Linked DNA regions of Homo sapiens: regions 2 and 3 are each linked to region 1. Evidence: chromatin contacts called from ENCODE Hi-C data. All regions are on one chromosome and are shown on one strand. Each heading gives the region's core, a stretch centred on a gene start or an enhancer-like site at or near the end of the contact. The rest is flanking DNA. Distances are from core to core; before and after follow the strand shown. Region 1 has its middle 17 kb from the start of P2RY8. Region 2 holds the start of AKAP17A (A-kinase anchoring protein 17A). Region 3 overlaps P2RY8 (P2Y receptor family member 8).

What was found. A loop is a pair of places that touch in the nucleus more often than their neighbours do. Pooled maps may share reads with other maps.
Region 2: a loop to region 1 is called in a map of CD8-positive, alpha-beta T cell, with 5 times the contacts of the local background. The contact joins the promoter of AKAP17A here to the enhancer-like site in region 1. A Hi-C loop is called at or near these places in 5 of 168 maps with a recorded cell type or tissue (B cell, CD4-positive, alpha-beta memory T cell, CD8-positive, alpha-beta T cell and 2 more) and 9 of 50 pooled maps.
Region 3: a pooled map shows a loop between it and region 1 (1.8-fold over the local background). The contact joins two enhancer-like sites. A Hi-C loop is called at or near these places in 2 of 168 maps with a recorded cell type or tissue (B cell and naive thymus-derived CD4-positive, alpha-beta T cell) and 8 of 50 pooled maps.

Annotation. Positions count from the first base shown.
Region 1 is chrX:1,552,266-1,556,378 of GRCh38, reverse strand. No RefSeq gene overlaps it. Among named protein-coding and RNA genes, the nearest start is that of P2RY8, 17 kb to the right of the region's middle. Within about 2 kb of position 1,323, at least 7 of the 41 ENCODE cell types and tissues checked have a DNase peak (open chromatin) inside an H3K27ac peak, as active enhancers do; they include B cell and CD8-positive, alpha-beta T cell, where a contact is called at or near this core.
Region 2 is chrX:1,588,550-1,592,876 of GRCh38, reverse strand. It overlaps AKAP17A (A-kinase anchoring protein 17A), which reads right to left and starts at 1,273. Exons shown (of 5, transcript NM_005088.3): 1 at 1,108-1,273.
Region 3 is chrX:1,499,354-1,503,149 of GRCh38, reverse strand. All of the region lies in intron 1 of P2RY8 (P2Y receptor family member 8), which reads left to right. Among named protein-coding and RNA genes, the nearest start is that of P2RY8, 36 kb to the left of the region's middle. Within about 2 kb of position 1,854, at least 11 of the 41 ENCODE cell types and tissues checked have a DNase peak (open chromatin) inside an H3K27ac peak, as active enhancers do; they include B cell, where a contact is called at or near this core.

The DNA of each region.
Region 1 (4,113 bases), core at 74-2,573:
TTTAAAAAAAATCTTGTAGAGATGGGGTCTGGCTATATTGTGCAGGGTGGTCTCAAACTCCTGGGCTCAAACAGTTTTCCTACCTAAACCTTCTAAACTTCTGAGATTACAGATGTGAGCCACCATGCCCGACCATTTTTTTTTCTTTTGGTAAAATTCACAGAACATAAAATTAACCATTTTATTTTATTTATTTTATTTTATTTGAGACGGAGTCTCGCACTGTTGCCCAGGCGGGAGTGCAGTGGTGCGATCTCGGCTCTCTGCAACCTCCGCTTCCTAGGTTCACGCCATTCTCCTGCCTCAGCCTCCCGAGTAGCTGGGACTACAGGTGTGCCCCACCACGCATGGCTAATTTTTTGTATTTTTAGTAGAGACGGGGTTTCACCATGTTAGTCAGGGTGGTCTTGATCTCCTGACCTCGTGATCTGCCCGCCTCGGCCTCCCAAAGTGCTGGGATTACAGGCGTGAGCCACCGCGCCCGGCCAAAATTAACCATTTTGAAGAGTGTGATTCAGTGGCATTTACCACATTCAGAAGATTGCACAACGATCACTGCCAACATTCTCATCACCTAAAAGGACACTCTGTACCCATTAAGCATGAATTCCCAATCCTCACTCCCCAGCCCCTCACAACCACAAATCCACTTTCTATTTGTATGGATCTGCCTGTTCTGGACATTTCATAGAAATGGAATCCTACAAAGTGTGTCCTTCTGTGTCTGGCTTCTCTCACTGAGCATGATGTCCTAAGGTTCATCCATGCGGCAGCCTGCGTCAGAACCTCATTCCTTTTTCAAGGGTGCATAGTATCCCATTTTCATGGCTGCGTAGTGTTCCATTGCATGGCTGTGTAGTACTCCATTGCATGGATTTATCCTGCATATCCACTCCCGTGTGTGCATGGATATTTGAGTTGTTTCCACCTTTCGGCTATTGTGTGCTGCTATGCATATTCCTCAGTGGTTCTGCCTCTCGATAGATTTAATTTAAAAAGAAGAAACAACCATAAAGTGTTTTCCTCCTGAGTTGAAGGTCACAGACATGCTTCCCTTTTTTGACCCCTTCCTGACACTGGAGCATCATGTTCAAATCAAGACCCCAGAACTGAGATTATAAGGAAATGAAATTGGTAGCCTGGGCTTCCTGTAGCCAGTACTTTGGTGTTTTGTTTTGTTTTGTTTTCTTCAAGACTGTAGTGCCAACTTCTGCAGAAAAACAGCACCCCTAGATGAGGAGGGTCAGATAGGGTTCGCGATGCAGAAAGTTGGAGGGTGTGGTACTTCCTCTTCCCGTACCACCTTTGCAGTCAACAACAGACCTCCCCAGGGCTGCCAACAGCCAGAGAGACAACTGGGTTACTCAGGAAAGCCTCATGAGAAGTGAAAGGCGGTGGCTACACAGCCCCGGCAGAGTTTCACAGGGTTCCCGTGAAAGCCATCCTGAAGTATGTTTGCCAGGCACTGGGTCCCAGGACGGCCCGAGTGCCTGGGACTTTACGGCACAGATGAGAAACGGTGGCCGTCTCCATTCCCCCGTACACATTCTCTACGCACGGCATCTGGCCCTAAACGCCAACTCAAGAGGGCCCTGGTAGCATCAGCTTCAACCCTGACCCTCCCTGGACGTGGATGACTCTTTCCTTTCCCTCATTTGCTGGGGCTGGAACCTTCATATTTCAGGAGAGTGTCTTAGTTCGTATGTGTTGCTATCGTGAAATACCATAGGCTGGGGGCCTTCTCAACAGCAGGCATCTATGTCTCATGGTTCTGGAGGCTGGAAGTCCAAGGTTAAGGTGTGGCAGATTCAGTGTCTGGTGGTCTATGAACCAGTGGCTTCCTGATCTATAGACAGCGCCTTCTTGCTGTGTCTCACATGGTGTTGGAAGGGGTGAGGGAGCTCTCTGGGGTCCATTTTATTTTATTTTATTTTGTTGTTGTTTTTGTTTTTTGAGATGGAGTCTCGCTCTGTCACTGAGGCTGGAGTGCAGTGGCGCGATCTCAGCTCACTGCAACCTCCGCCTCCCGGGTTCAAGCGATTCTCCTGCCTCAGCCTCCCGAGGAGCTGGGATTACAGGTGCCCGCCACCATGCCCCGCTAATGTTTTTTGTATTTTTAGTAGAGATGGGGTTTCGCCATGTTGGCCAGGCTGCTCTCAAACTCCCGACCTTGTGATCCACCCACCTCAGCCTCCCAAAGTGCTGGGATGACAGGCGTGAGCGTCAGCCTCCCGAGGAGCTGGGATTGCAGGCACCCACCACCACTCCTGGCCCTGGCTAATTGTTGTATTTTTTTGTAGAGATGGGGTTTCACCATGTTGGCCAGGCTGCTGTGGAACTCCTGACCTCGTGATCCGCCCGCCTCGGCCTCCCAAAGTGCTGGGATGACAGGCGTGAGCCACCGCACCCGGCCTGGGGTCCCTTTTATAAGGGCACAAATCCTACTCATAACACTCCACCTGCATGACCTCATCACCTCCCAAAGTCCTCACCTCCAAATACCATTGCCTTGGGGACTGAGGATTTCATCATGGGAGTTGTGGCGGGTTACAAACCTTGAGTAAGTAAACATCTTTCACCCATTCCCTGGGGCTGGAAGTTTCATGTTTCAGGATGATGTCTTAGTCCGTTTGCGTTGCTATAGCAGAATACCATAGCCTCGGTGGCTTAGAAACAACAGACATTTGCCAGGCGCAGTGGCTCACGCCTGTCATCCCAGCACTTTGGGAGGTCGAGGCTGGCAGATCACGAGGTCAGGAGATCGAGACCATCCTGGCTAACACGGTGAAACCCCGTCTCTACTAAAAATAAAAAATACAAAAAATTAGCCGGGGATGGTGGCGGGCGCCTGTAGTCCCAGCTACTCAGGAGGCTGAGGCAGGAGAATGGCGTAAACCTGGAAGGCGGAGCTTGCAGTAAGCTGAGATCGTGCCACTGCACTCCAGCCTGGGCGACAGAGGAAGACTCTGTCTCAAAAAAAAAAAAAAGAAAACAGAAAGAAACAACAGAGATCTGTTGCTCACAGCTCTGGAGGCTGGAAGTCCAAGATCAAAGCATGCCACATTCAGCGTCTTACTGAGAACCCGCCTCCTGGTTCCTAGATGGTGCCTTCTCACCATGTCCTCACATGGTAGAAGGGGCGAGAAAGCTCTCTGGGGTCTGTTGTATGAGATCGCTGATCCCATGCATGATGCTCCATCTCCATGACCTCATCACCTGCCAAAGGTCCCATCTCCTGACACCATCACTTTGGGAGTGAGGATTTCAACATGGAAATTTTAGGAGGATACCAACATTCACACAGGAGCAGATAGGAAGCAGACCCTCTCTCCACTGGAAAGACCCCAAGTGGATGAGTCTTAGGATTTCAGATGAGCAAGGCTGTGCTGGTGGCTCTCTGGCCACCCGGTCATGCTGAAGTTGTCTGTGGCAACCAGATCAGCCTACACCATGTGAATAGTGAAGAACCAAATTCTCTGTTCCTGAGACTGGATGTGAAAGGAAGTCCCTGGACTTGTGTGAGTTGGGAAAATCAGAGACTCTTTTCTGTCCCAAATCACTTTTCTCCTATGTCACCCTTTCTCCCACAAACTGTAGGAAGGTACTCATGGAATAAATGATTTTTTGGTTTTCCATTTATAGAATGTCTTCATTTCTCCCACAAACTGTAGGGGAAACCTGATGGAAGAAATGATTTCTCGTGTTCCATACTTTCTCGCATACAAAACGTCTTCACCCGTCTGCACTCACTTTACCGTGAAAAGGTGTGATGTGTGCGCCGTTTCCAAGATGTACCAGGTTAATGTTCAGCCCGTCAGTCTGAGGAATCGTCCCCGGGGGGTGACTTCTACGCAGTCAGGGCCCTTCCTTCCTTCCTTCTTTCCTTCCTTCCTTCCTTTCCTTCTTTCTTTCTCTTTCTTTCCTTTCTTTCTTTCTTTTTCTTTCTTTCTTTCCTTTTTCATTCTCTCTCTCCTCTTCCTTCCTTCTTTTCTTTTCCTCTTTCTTTCTCTCTCCTTCCTTCCTTCTCGTATTCTTTTCTGTTTCTTTCTTTCTCTCTTTCTTTCTTTTCTTTTTTCATTCTCTCTCCCCTTCCTTCCTTCCTGCCTTCTTTCT
Region 2 (4,327 bases), core at 24-2,523, 37 kb before region 1:
AGCTTTAACCCACTCAAAGCCAAAAAGTACAACGAACTTTCCACAAGTTAGGGGCCGGAGTCCCCCGTCTGCGCCTTCTTTCTCCGCCCACCTTCATTAACCCACCTCTTCCCTGCTGAGCTGACGGGCAGCCACTTCCTGACGGCCAAGTCCAAGTAGAGGAAGCTTCACTCGCAGAAACCCAACCATCTCAGGTGACCGCCTCCGGCCCGGCCGCCCACCCCATCAACCTGGAGGCTTCCTGCCAGGCCCAGGAGACGGCCTCCTCGCCCAAGCCCGAGGTGGGAGGTGCGAAAGAAGGGAGGGAGGGTGGAGAAGCGACCAGAAAAGGTCAGTGGGGCACCAGGGAGGGGCTCCAGTCTGGACAGAGACCAGTGAACCCTCCCCCAGAACCCAAGCGGCCCCAGCAACTTCACCACCGAGGAACCCTCCCCACTCTGGCCTCCAGCGCCCTCCGACCACCCCGGTACACCTGGCTGCCCAATCCCCAGTACGCGGCATTGCCCCTGGTATTCCCACCTACCGCAGCCCCCCAGCATGGCCTCAGGCTGCCGCTGGCACCCCTGGCAGGGCCCCACACATTCTCAGGCCCTTGGCCACTCGGTACCCTCAGCTCCTCAGTTCCCCGCTCCCCACCACCCTCCTGGATGAGCCCCAATACCCCAACCTACACAGCACCGCCCCAGCCTCCGAAAACCCCGGACAGCCCCTTGCTTCCCACTGTAGACCTAGGAGCGACCGCAGCGCCACGTCCCCTAGTCCCAGGCCTCCTAGTCTCCCGCCCATCCGATCCCCCGAGCTCCCAGCCCTCCGACACCGCTCCAGGCCTCAGCTCCTTCGGTGCAGTCCCAGGAACCGCTCCAGCCCCTACCCCTACTTCCAGGGACCCCCGGACCCCGACCGCAGACCTCCCCAGCCCCCGATTCCCCCGTACAGTTTCAGGCGCTCCCAGCCCCCCGGTGGCACCCCACGCCCCCCAACCCCAGCCCCGTCACCTCCGAGGCCCCTAGGCGCCGCCTCCCAAGCCCCGGCCCCCCGGGCCCGGCCCTAGGAGCGAAGCGTTCGCCGGCTGCAGCCAGGCCCGGGAGGCACGGGGGCGGCACTCACCTGCGCGGGGCTCCGCCTGCGTCCCAGGCCGCCGCCGCCGCTGGCCCAAGCTCCCGCCGTCCCTCGACGATCCCCGGACAGGCGCGGCCTCACCGCCGGGAGCCGCCACCGTCCCCCGGAGGCGCCTCCGACGCCGCCACCGCCGTCGCCGCCCGCCCTCTATGACGCATTTCCACTTCCGGCGCGCGGGCTCGCGGAAGAGGCCGCGCGGCAGCACCGGGTTTCTCCTTCTTGCCCTGGCTCCGCCCCCGGGAGGAGGGACTTCCGGGAGCCCGACCTTTTGCACTGCGCGTGCGCGAGTCCGCCCCGCCCCCATGGTGCCACCTGCCTGCGGGTAACCAGGGGAGGTACTTGGGCCAGGGTCTGTGGTCATAGCCCTTAAGCCAAACAGGAGGGGGGCCGGTGTGGGGTCTAAATTCCAATTGTAGAGTCAAATATATATAACAAAATTCTAAAATGTAATAGGATCCTATAACGGGATTCTATACTATACTTGCAAATTATGGGTAATATACTTGAATAATATAATTTATGTATAAATTAGATATCATATTCTATGACGTAATTATAGAATTACATATAAATTGCTAGTTAATTAACTATTAATTGAATGGTTAATAATTATTAATTGTATATTAATAATTATTAACGCATACCATTACATAATGTAATTATGAAATAATAAATGATAACTTACAATGGTATTATGAAATTAATAATAATTTATATTGCAATTATGAAATAAATGATCATTTCTAATTATAAGATAATTTATAATGTAATTATGAAATAAATATAATGTAATTTAAAAATAAATGATAATCTAATGTAATTATGAAGCAAATGCTATTGTATAATATAATCATAATTTATAATGTAATTTTGGAATAATAAATGATAATCTATAGTGTAATTATGAAATAAATGAAAATATATAATGTAATTCTGAAATGATCATTTATAATGTAATTATGAAATAATAAATGACAATTTATAATGTGATTACAAAATAATAAATGAGGCCAGGTGCGGTGGCTCACGTCTGTAATGCCAGCACTTTGGAGGGCCAAGGCGGGCAGATCACAAGGTCAGGAGTTCAAGACCAGCCTGGGGCCGGGCCCGGTGGCTCATGCCTGTAATCCCAGCACTTTGGGAGGCCGAGATGTGCGGATGATGAGGTCAGGAGATCGAGACCATCCTGGCTAACACGATGAAACCCCGTCTTTACTAAAATACAAAAAATAATCAGCCGGGCGTGGTGGTGGGCACCTGTAGTCCCAGCTACCAGCTACTCGGGAGGCTGTGGCAGGAGAATGGCGTGAACCTGGGAGGTGGGGCTTGCAGTGAGACCGTGCCACTGCACTCCAGCCTGGTTGACAGAGCGAGACTCCATGTCAAAACAAAACAAAAAAAAGACCAGCCTGGCCAGCATGGTGAAACCCCGTCTCTACTAAAAAGACAAAAAACTAGCCGGGTGTGGAGGTGGTTGCCTATAGTCCCAGCTACTCAGGAGGCTGAGGCAGGCCCGAGAATCACTTGAACCCAGGAGGCAGAGGTTGCAGTGAGCGAAGATGGCGCCACTGCACTCCATCCTGGGCAACAGAGCGAGACTCTGTCTCCAATAAATAAATAAATAAGTAATGATAATTTATAATGCATTATTCATTTTTTATTATAATTTATTGTTTATTAAGTATGCCATGCTCTATGTGAGAGGTACGTGCTTCTGACGTCCCAAATATGTCACAAGTCCCCAAACTGGATATCCAGGGTCAGATAATCAGAACAGAAATCTTGCATTGCTCAACATCAGCTATCAACAAAGGAGAAAGCCAACACACCAGGGGCCTGAGGAAGACGGAACATTCTGTGAACCCAGGCAGGCTTCAGAGGGGCCGGGCTGTGTAAGAGGGTTGCTATGCCTTCCATGTTTCTGTCCTTCCAAAACTCAAGTTCAAACTCAGTTCCCACTGCAAGAGTATTAGAGGTGGTGCTTTTAGGAGGTGGTTAGGTCATGAGTGGGATTTGTGCTCTTAGAAGACAGGCCCCAGAGAGCTCTCTCACCCCTTCCACCATGTGAGGACACAGCCAGAAGGAACCACCTGTGAACCAGCAAGCGGGTCCTCACTAGACACTGAACCTCCCACTCATTGATCTTGGACTCTCAGCCTCCAGAACCGTGAGACATAAAAGTCTGTGATTTAGGCCGGGTACAGTGGCTCATGCCTGTAATCCCAGCACTTTGGGAAGCCGAGGCGGGTGGATCACCTGAGGTCAGGAGTTTGAGACAATTGTGGCCAACATGGTGAAACCCTGTCTTTACTAAAAATACAAAAATTAGCTGGGCGTGGTGGTGCGCACCTGTAATCCCAGCTATTCAGGAGGCTGAGGCAGGAGAATTGCTTGAACCCGGGAGGTGGAGGTCGCAATGAGCCAAGATTGCGCCATTGCACTCCAGCCTGGATGACAAGAGGAAGACTCCATCTCAAAAGAAGGGGAGGGGAGGGGAAGGGAGGGGAATGGAGGGGAAGGGAGGGGAAGGGAGAGGAGGGGAGGGGAAGGGAGGGGAATGGAGGGGAAGGGAGGGGAATGGAGGGGAAGGGAGGGGAAGGGAGAGGAGGGGAGGGGAAGGGAGAGGAGGGGAGGGGAAGGGAAAGGAGGGGAGGGGAGGGGAAGGGAGGGGAGGGGAAGGGAGGGGAGGGGAGGAGGGGATGGGAGGAAAGAAGGGAAGGGAAGGGGAGGGGAAGGGGGGAGGAGAGGGGAGGGGAAGGGAGCGGAGGAAAGGGGAGGGGGGAGGGGAAGGGAGGGGAGGGGAGGAGGGGATAGGAGGAAAGAAGGGAAGGGAAGGGGAGGGGAAGGGGGGAGGAGAGGGGAGGGGAAGGGAGTGGAGGAAAGGGGAGGGGGAGGGGAAGGGAGGGGAGGGGAAGGGAAGGGAGGGGAGGGGAGGCGAAGGGGGAGGAGAGGGGAGGGGAAGGGAAGGGAGGGGAGGGGGAGGGGAAGGGAGAGGAGGGGAGGGGAAGGGAGAGGAGGGGAGGGGAAGGGAAAGGAGGGGAGGGGAGGGGAGGGGAAGGGAGGGGAAGGGAGAGGAGGGGAGGGGAAGGGAGAGGAGGGGAGGGGAAGGGAAAGGAGGGGAGGGGAGGAGAGGGGAAAGGAGGGGAGGGGAGGGGAAGGGAGGGGAGGGGAAGGGAGGGGAGGGGAGGAGGGGATGGGAGGAAAGAAG
Region 3 (3,796 bases), core at 605-3,104, 54 kb after region 1:
CTCTGTCTCCGTCTCCACGTGGCCTTCTCCTCTGTGTCTGCGTCTCCTCTTCTGTCTTTTACCAGGGCACCTGTCATTGGATTTAGGGCCCAGCCTAATCCAGGAGTATCTCATCTTGAGATCCTTAACTCATTAAATCTGCAAAGTTCTTATTTCCAAATAAGGTCTCATTCCAGGTTCTGGGCTCTAGGATATGGACATATCTTTCCAGGATCCGCTGTTCAACCCATTACAATTGGATCCAGTTCCCTCCGGAGGCTCCTTCCTGTCTCTCCCAGCTCCTGGGGGCTCCAGGCATCCCTGGGCTTGTGGCCGCGTCATTCCAGGCTCTGTCTCCGTCTCCACGTGGCCTTCTCCTCTGTGTCTGTGTCTCCTCTCCTGTCTCTTAGAAGGACACCTGTCATTGCATTTAAGGCCCACCCAGACAATGCAGGATTATTTTCTCTCAAGATCCACAACGGAATGAATCTGCAAAGACCCTCTTTTCCAAATGAAACCCCCTCCCCAAATAGCAGGGCTCAGGACACGGACATATCTCTGGGGGCCACCATCCAACCCAGCATGGGAGGCCCTCGATCTGGGTTTGCAGGTGGGGAAGGCTGCTGAGAGTAGGGACAGGGGCGGCTCACGTGGCAGCCAGCACAGGGGCTCTTCGGCAAAGCGTGTTGCCGGGAGGCAAACAGGGTCCCCAGAGAGTCAGTAGAAAGAGGAACCTGGCTCGCAGCGGGGTCCTGTCCCTGGCTGAGTGTCACCAACACTCACTCTGTGTTCGAAGTGGGGGAGGGAGGGGAGGAGGTTTGCCACCCCCACCCCTGCCCCCCGGGAGGACATGACCAAAACAGAGATAAGCAAATCCATGTTCTTGCTCGTGTATCTTCAGTGATGTGGTCCCACTCCTCATAAACCTAGACAGGACTTTATTTCCAAATAGAAAAATGAGGCCAGGCGTGGTGGCTCACGTCTGTCATCCCAGCACTTTGAGAGGCCGAGGTGGGTGGATCACCTGAGGTCAGGAGTTCAAGACCAGCCTGGCCACCACAGTAAAACCCTGTGTCTACTAATAATACAAAAATGAGCTGGATGTGGTGGCACACGCCTGTAGTTCCAGATATTCAAGAGGCCGAGGCAGGACAATCGTTTGAACCCGGGAGGCGGAGGTTGCAGTGAGGCAAGATCACAGCGCTGCACTCCAATCTGGGTGACAGAGCGAGATTTCGTCTCAAAAAATAATAATAATAATCAATAAAAATGAAAACTCGCCGGGCGTGGTGGCTCATGCCTGTAATCCCAGCACTTTGGGAGGCCGAGACAGGCAGATCACAAGGTCCAGATATCGAGACCATCCTGGCTAACACGGTGAAACCCCATCTCTACTAAAAATACAAAAAATTAGCCGGGCGTGGTGGTGCGCGCCTGTAATCCCAGCTACTCGGGAGGCTGAGGCAGGAGAATCACTTGAACCCGGGAGATGGAGGTTGCAGTGAGCCAAGATCGCACCACTGCACTCCAGCCTGGGCAACAGAGTGAAACTTTGTCTCAAATAATAATAATAATAAAAAATAAAAATGAAAACTAAGACGGGGCAATATAGTGAGACCCCTATGTCTACAAAAATAAATAATTAGCCAGCCATGGTGGTGAGCACCTGTGGTCCCAGCTGCTCAGGAGGCTGAGGTGGGAGGATCGGTTCAGGCCAGGAAGTTGAGGTTGCAGTGAGCTATATAATGTCACCATGGCACTCTAGCCTGGGGCAACAGAGCAAGACCTTATGTCTCCATAAATAAATACAGAAAAACGAAAGTGAAAATGAAAACGCATCAGAAAGTCAAACACAGGCCAAAAGTCTGCAAAGCACCGTCACAGGGATGCACAGAGTGCTTCCAGGGGTCTGATATTTACGTCCCTTGAAGTCGGACCGAAAACATTCAGATGTAAGCCTGGACATGGTATCTGAGAAGACACAGCCACCTCCTTCCAAGACGTAGTTCACAAGAGGGCCCTGGGACTCTCCGGCCAGCTCTGTGAGCTTTGGAAGATGGGCGTAGAGTCTGTCACAGGAAGGAAGGCTGGATAGCAGCCCTGTGGTAAAGTTAAAAGGTCAGGCTTAAAAATCCCCACCTCTCCCAGGACAGAACCGAGAGATTCAGGCCACCCTGGGCCAGACAGGCGGCCCCAGCTGCTTGGCCTGGAAAACCACCCAGGGGATTGTAATGGGTCATTTCCCTCTGGCGGGGAGGTTGTGTCTCCCAGAACCTCGGAGCCTGGGTGCTGCTGGGGGCTTTCCTGGTTTTAGCACACCCAAAATCCTATGTCCACGGCAGCCCATTGGTCGTCACAAACAGGGCTGGGGGTGGCGGCGGCTCAGAGCAATGGGCCTCTGTTGACTTCTAAAGAATTAACGTGGCCGGGCGCAGGGCCTCTCGCCTGTAATCCCAAGACTTTGGGAGGGCTAGGTTGGAGGATCACCTGGGGTCAGGAGTTCGAGACCAGCCTGGCCAACATTTAGTAGAAACCCCGTCTCTACCAAAAATACAAAAATTAGCTGGGTGTGGTGGCGTGTACCTGGAATCCCAGCTACTCGGGAGGCTGAGGCAGGAGAATCACTTGAACTCGGGAGGCGGAGGTTGCAGTGAGCCGAGATCACACCACTGCACTCCAGCCTAGATGACAGAGTGAGACTCCGTCTCAAAAAACAAAAAAAAAAATTAGCTGGGCATGGTGGTGCACGCCTGTAGTCCCAGCTACTTGAGAAGCTGAGGTGGGAGGATCACTAGAACCCAGGAGTTCAAGGCTGCTGTGAGCCATGATTGTGCCAATGCACTCCAGCCTGGGCAACAGAGTGAGACCCTACCTCAAAATAAGTACATAAATAAGAGAATAAGAAAACAATTACATTAACAATAACACCAAAAAGAATAAAACAGTTAGAAATTAATCATGAAAGTAGATTTGTACACCGAAAACTAAAAAAAAACATTAAAAAACAACAACAGGCCGGGCGCGGTGGCTCACGCCTGTCATCCCAGCACTTTGGGAGGCCGAGGCAGGCGGATCATGAGGTCAGGAGATCGAGACCATCCTGGCTAACACGGTGAAACCCCGTCTCTACTAAAAATACAAAAAATTAGCTGGGCATGGTGGTACACGCCTGTAGTCCCAGCTACTCGGGAGGCTGAGGCAGGAGAATGGCGGGAACCCGGGAGGCGGAGCTTGCAGTGAGCTGAGATCACACCACTGCACTCCAGCCTGGGCCACAGAGCGAGACTCCGTCTCAAAAAGAAAAACAAAACAAAACAAAACAAAACAAAAAAACAGATTCAAAAAATTAGAGATATAAATAAATAGAAAGACATCCCAGGTTGCCTCTTGTCTTGTTCCCAAGTTACTTACGGCTCTGTTTTGGGGAAATCATTTAGAAAGTTTTGGTCAGGTTGTTTGAATGTAGTATTTTAAATTATAGGGTTTTTTTGTTTTGTTTTGTTTTTATTTCTTTTTTTTCCTTATTAATACGTTTCACCTAATGACACATTTCCCATAAGTTATAGTTTTAATATACGCAGTAAATACATAGTACGTGAAACATTGCATTAAAGTTTGGGCGTAAGAGGCGATCTGGTGATAGTTTGCAGGAACATAACCAGTAGGTGTGGCAAGCATTACCTCATGCGTAAGAAAAGGCCAGGGCCACCAGGCATGGTGGTTCACGTCTGTAATCCCAGCATTTTGGGGGCCAAGGCAGGAGGATCACCTGAGGTCAGGAGTTCGAGATCAGCCTGGCCAACATGGTGAAACCCCG